2 separate regions of the Homo sapiens genome follow, and region 2 is linked to region 1. A link is a contact called in ENCODE Hi-C or POLR2A ChIA-PET data. All regions are on one chromosome and are shown on one strand. Each heading gives the region's core, a stretch centred on a gene start or an enhancer-like site at or near the end of the contact. The rest is flanking DNA. Distances are from core to core; before and after follow the strand shown.

Region 1 (2,773 bases), core at 17-2,516:
TTGCCTAGCACTTGGTAAATGGCAGCTTCTCTGATGATGCATAATTGCTGGGGGTGGATGAGGGCAGGTTTCTGTTTAATGCCTTTACATAATGGACTTCTGCTGAGGGTTTCATTTGAAGAAAGGGGTTCTGGTTCTGTAGCTAAAGAAAGTGTACAGACCCTTCCATCCCTGGGGGACTAGGATGCAGCAGGCTGTTTCTGCAGAGGGCTCATCCTGGTTTGTGCCTAGAACAGTGGTGCCTTTCTCTGGTCCTGACCGGCTCCCCCAGCCCCCACCTATATCCCTGGAAGATTTCAATGATCAGACCAAACAGGGACTGTTTCTCTCCATTTTCTAGAAGTAGAGATTGAGGCCCTCGGGAGGCGAAAGGAAGCTGGTTATGGGACCCCTAAAAGCTCTTGCCCCCTTCCCCTGATTGTTAGATTTGGGGCTGAGGCTACCAGCCCCAGCTGGCCTGAGGTCCTTCCCTGCACTGCCTTCTAGGAGCTGGGCCTGCAGGGAACCAGGAAGCTGGTGTCTTGGCCAGGGTGTGCCACTTCCTGGTTCTGGCCAGTTTTGCTGCAAGTCAGGTCAGCCTGACCTTACCAATGCTGTAAAACCCATTCTGGGTGCAGATGGGGGAAGAGAGGGATCCCAGGGCCTCATCTGGCCCTGCTATCAGCCTAATGAAGGGGGTGGCTTGGAGGGTGGGCTGTGGGAGGGCTGAGGGTGCTGTCAGTGCGCACTAGCGAGTGTGTATAGAAGAGTGACTGTAATTTTAAAAACATAGCTTCAGAGTTGGGCGAAGAGGGGAGTAGTACATTGAGTGCCTGGGCTGTGTGGGACGGTTCAAAAAAAATCCTAAAGTGTTGTCTGTGTCCTATGGCTGCGAGGGCCTGGGAGGAGCATGTGGCACTGTGCAAGTGAATGGGGTTGAGTGAGCTGGTGTGTGTGGCAGTGAGTGGGAGCCTGTTAGCACATGCAGGCATGTGAGCTGTGTGCTGGCATGTGCTGCTGTATGTGCCCATACAAGGAGAGAGCACTGGCCAGGAGTCTCACGATCTGGGTTCGAATCCCAGTGCTGCAGCCACTGGGCTCTCTGACCTCTGGCAACATGCACCATGTGGAAGTGAAAACATGAGGTTTCTCCTGCCTCCCTAACCGTGGCAGCTCCAGAGTATACGTGTGGGCACGTGGGTATGTGGATGGGCAGGAGAGGGGACCTGGGCAGCTGGGCTCTGGGCGCCCCTGACTGTGCAAGGGGATCGCTGCTGCTACACAGGCGGAGCAGGGGCTGAGGCCGGGTGGAGGGAGCAGTCTGTGGTTGGGGGGGTGCAGCTGGCCCAGCAGTGAGTGGCTCTAAATTATCCCATCTGCTGTCTGGGCTGGGCCCTTCTCACTCTGGGTGGAATTTCTGATGGTGTCCCGGCTGCCTGAGGCGGGCGGCCTCCCAGCCGCAGCTGCTGCCTGCTCTTTTGAAGCTCAGCCCTGGGCCAGCCACCCCTCCCTCCCAGCCTCTGTTCCTCTGTCCTGGGCCTACATTCCTCAGCTGCCAGAGAAGGCATTTCTGAGAGGGCCACTCTGCCTGTGCTCCTGCTGCCCAGAGCCCATGGAGCCCCTCCCTTGGGGGACAGGCCCCTTCAAGCCACCTCCTTCCCCTGGTTAGGAGTGGGCACCCTGCATTATTCCAATCACTTCTCCTACCCTTGGAAGCTTAGCTGGAGGGCAGGGTATGGGCAGGAATGGGCACAGGGCTGCTGGCCCAGCTCCCTGCTCCTCCCTTGGGGTCCCTGAGCCCTCTCAGCCTGAGGTCCTGGAGGTCCCTGAGTGGGGAGGCCTTTGTGCTCCACATTCACTCCCTTCAGGGCTGGATTCCCAGGCCAGACGCCTGGGCCAGACTCTAGAATCAGCCCCTTGGAACTATGTGGCCTTGGGGTGTGAATGGCCCGTGCTCATAGAGTCTTACTAACAGCTGCCTCTGACTGACAGCTTCCCTTGTGGGGTGCTGTGCATGCCCACCACAGTCAATCCCCTGCAGGAGCGCCATCTGAGAAGGTATATGTATCCCCATATTACAGATTGCTCAGAGCAATCCTGCTTGCCCCATAAGCTGCAGGATCAGGAGGTAAGCAGAGGACTGCCCAACTCCTGACCACTCAGGCTAAAGCCCCACTCCTGACCACTCGCTCCATGGCTTCCTACCCCAGACATAGCACCAGTAAACAACTTGTGGTCTCCCCTCCACCGGCAGCTTCCTGGCCAGACCCCCAGCCCTGTTGTGCCCCAACAGGCCCTCCACACTGTGGTTCTACCTCTGAAACAGCTATGCTATGAGCCAGCACTTTGTCCACTCGGCCCTCATTCCTTCCCTGCATCCCCAGCAGGAGGCAGGTGAGTCCCTGACCAAGGTTGGAGGGTGCACCATGGGGTGCAGTGACTGAAGAAAGCCTGCCTAAATGATCAGAGCAGGAAGGATTGGGTTGGGATTCTTAGGATTGAAAAGGTTTTAAAGCCCTGGAGGCTCTGGGGTTTGCTTTCTTAAGATTTTTTCTACCACAATTCAGTTTTTATTTTTTTAGACCTAGTCTCGCACTGTCGCCCAGGCTGGAGTGCAGTGGTGCAATCTCGGCTCATTGCAACCTCTGCATCCTGGTTTCAAGCGATTCTCCTGCTCCAGCCTCCTGAGTCGCTGAGATTACAGGCACCTGCCACCACGCCCAGCTAAGTTTTGTATTTTTAGTAGAGTCGGGGTTTCACCATGTTGGCCAGGCTGGTCTCAAACTCCTGACCT
Region 2 (2,859 bases), core at 136-2,635, 440 kb after region 1:
GGGATTACAGGTGCCTGCCACCACGCCCCACTAATAGTAGAGACAGGGTTTCACCATCTTGGCCAGGCTGGTCTTGAACTCCTGATCTCGTGATCCACCCGCCTTGGCCTCCCAAAGTGCTGGGATTATAGGCGTGAGCCACTGCGCCCGGCCAAAGCTGTGATGTTCTTCGCTCCCTCATAGAGATGTTATGAGGCTAAGAGAAGGTACAGACATACAAGTGCCCTGGACTCATCCCTTCTTGTCTGTCTCCCCGTGTGCACCCCGAGTTCCCTGCCAAAGGCAGGAACTGCTCTTCAACATCTTTGCATCCACAGAGGAAAGTTCGGAAAGATCGTTTCTTGCTCCTGTTAAACCGTAGTGGTTGTTCGATGTTCTTGTTCTGCTGCCCGGAGGTCCCTCACCTTGGTAGCATCTCCTTTAGGTGAGAGTTTCAAGAGGGCTGTCTCTGCGGGGCGTCTGGTCTATCTTCACATGCAGTGACAAGGCCCGTAACACAAAGCTTCCTGGTGATGTTTCTACCACACTTCTTTCCCAATTCATCTCCAGAGCTTTGTCCAAAGAGTCTGTGCCTAACACCCACACGCGGGCACCAGCTGGGATGGGAACGTGTGTGTGCCTGTGCCTGTGTGCGTGCTGCGGAGGAGCAAAGCCAACGTTTTCCCAAGGTGACGCAGCAAATCAGCATGAGCAGGTTCCGCTGGGCACTCCACGCGGCCCTGCTTCTCTGAGCATGCAGACAGGAGGCCAACAATTCAAAACTACAGTTCCCCGGCTCTCCCCCACTGTCCCTCTGCTGCCCTCGCTCTCCTGCTGTCTCGGCCCCTGCTCCCCACATCTCTCAAGAACATCTCTGTTTGTTTTGGACTCGCTATACACAAAAACTTCTCCACTCAGGGGGCATGAGGAGAGAGAACTGCGCTTGTTTAAAGACGATCTCTTTTTAACGGCTGTAATCTTTAATTCATAACGGTCCTAGGAACCAGCGGTGGACAAGGGCTGAGAGCTGGCCCCCCTTTTTCAGGGTTTTAAAACACAAGCGGCTGCACAGGAAGTTGGTTTTCACAAAGGCAAAAGAGAGAAAAACATGCTAATTCACAAGCAATGGCTTCAAACCCCCCATTTCAAGTCTTATGATGGCTGCCAAGTGGTCCGACTGTGACCACAGCTCCCTGTGTGTGAGTTGGGGGGCAGGGGCTTCACTGCATTATTCAGAGGCTGACCACAAAACCATCTTTTGTGCAAAGTTACCACAGAGAGAGACCGTTTCATATACAAGCTGCAATAGACAGCTGGCTGTACTCTAAAAGAAAGGGAAGCTCTAATACAAGCCCCAGAGCCACATGAAGAGGCATGAGGAGGGAACTCGAAGTCACTGAGCATCTCCCACGCACCTGAATGAGAGCTAGGCGCTCTGTAAGAACTTCATAAGGTGGGTGGGAAAATCAGGCTCTCAGAGGTTACTGAACAGCCTCAAGGTCATGGCAGGAATAGGGTTCCAGCCAGGTCTTCCACGCCTGCGACAGGAGCAGCAGCAGGCAGGGCTGGTATGCAAAGATGAGGTGAAGCCCCAGATGGAATGATGCTAGCGGCACCCCTCTTCCCTAGCCAGAGGGGCTGCGCTGTTACCTCTACTGGCTTTAATCTAGTGAAGAGCTCAAGCGCCACATGGACTACTTGCCTATGAAGAACTCTAGTCCATGGCAAAGGACCAAAGCCACAGACCTGGGTCAAAGGAGATCTTGAAAACACATGCCATGGCACACGCCTGCAATCCCAGCACTTTGGGAGGCCGAGGTGGGTAGATCACCAGGTCAGGAGATCGAGACCATGCTGGCCAACATAGTGAAACCCATCTCTACTAAAAATACAAAAAATTTGCCAGGCGTGGTGGCGGGTGCCTGTAATCCCAGCTACTTAGGAGGCTGAGGCAGGAGAATCGCCTGGACCAGGGAGTTGGAGGTTGCAGTGAGCCAAGATCGTGCCACTGCACTCCAGCTTGGAGACAGAGCGAGAATCCATCTCAAAAAAAAAAAAAAAAAGAAAGAGAAAAAGAAAAAGAGAGAGAGAGGAAAGAAGGAAGGAAGGAGGACAGACATACCTTCAGCAGCTACAGGGAAGATGAGGCGGGCTGGAACCACTCACTACTGCCCTTCAGAACAGTATATGGAAGCACACGTTCATTGGACACCAGCACCATTGTGGTGACACCGGATGGTGGGCCTCTCACTATCCACAGTTCCTGGTGGTTTTGGGGGCTGCCAAAGGCACTATTAATCATCACTCCGCCCCGAGCTCCATCATTTCAATAACATACTGAGCCAATGTGCTCAAGATCTGCACAGAGCTCCTGGAGCGAGCCAGTCCTCTCCACTTAGCCCTTGGGTGCCTGTTTATTTCACTGAGCCTTCTGCCCTGTGAATGAGGGCTTCCTGCCAGGTATCAGCCTTGGCGGCCAACAGGTGGGTAATAGCACACAGGGTCATGCAGCCCTTTCTTCCCAGAGAGGTACTCATCCAACCAGTGGTTTTTGATGAGAAAGATAAAGGTATGAGCTCTGGGGTCAGGCAGTTTGGATCCTGGCTCTGCCAATTCCTGGCTTTTTGATCTCAAACAAGTTACTATAGCCCAATCCCTCACCTGTAGAGTGGGAATGATGACAGTACCTATCCTGAGGATGGTGTTGAGAATTAACCCATTTATGCCGGAGGTTGCAAATTTTTGTGAAAAATCAGACCTTGGTGATGACCTTGAGCAGTAGGATATAAATAACTCCCCACAAGCTTGGCGTTCCGATAATGGAACACTAGGCATAGATAGGTTAAATGAAGTAATAGAAAAGCGTGCCCGGCACAAGGT

Evidence for each region. Hi-C counts contacts between places; a loop is a spot of excess contacts on that map. ChIA-PET counts read pairs that join two places held with the same protein, here RNA polymerase II (POLR2A). Pooled maps may share reads with other maps.
Region 2: a map with no recorded cell type shows a loop between it and region 1 (4-fold over the local background). The contact joins two enhancer-like sites. A Hi-C loop is called at or near these places in 4 of 37 single-sample maps with no recorded cell type and 3 of 50 pooled maps. POLR2A ChIA-PET finds 5 or more read pairs at or near these places in 1 of 52 experiments (OCI-LY7).

What each region holds. Positions count from the first base shown.
Region 1 is chr17:57,897,798-57,900,570 of GRCh38, reverse strand. The region is part of intron 1 of CUEDC1 (CUE domain containing 1); the gene reads left to right. Among named protein-coding and RNA genes, the nearest start is that of CUEDC1-AS1, 13 kb to the left of the region's middle. RefSeq lists enhancers at 35-705, 706-1,377 and a silencer at 1,309-1,603. Within about 2 kb of position 1,266, at least 23 of the 41 ENCODE cell types and tissues checked have a DNase peak (open chromatin) inside an H3K27ac peak, as active enhancers do.
Region 2 is chr17:57,453,622-57,456,480 of GRCh38, reverse strand. The region is part of intron 6 of MSI2 (musashi RNA binding protein 2); the gene reads right to left. Among named protein-coding and RNA genes, the nearest start is that of MSI2-AS1, 150 kb to the left of the region's middle. RefSeq lists an enhancer at 927-1,046. Within about 2 kb of position 1,385, at least 11 of the 41 ENCODE cell types and tissues checked have a DNase peak (open chromatin) inside an H3K27ac peak, as active enhancers do.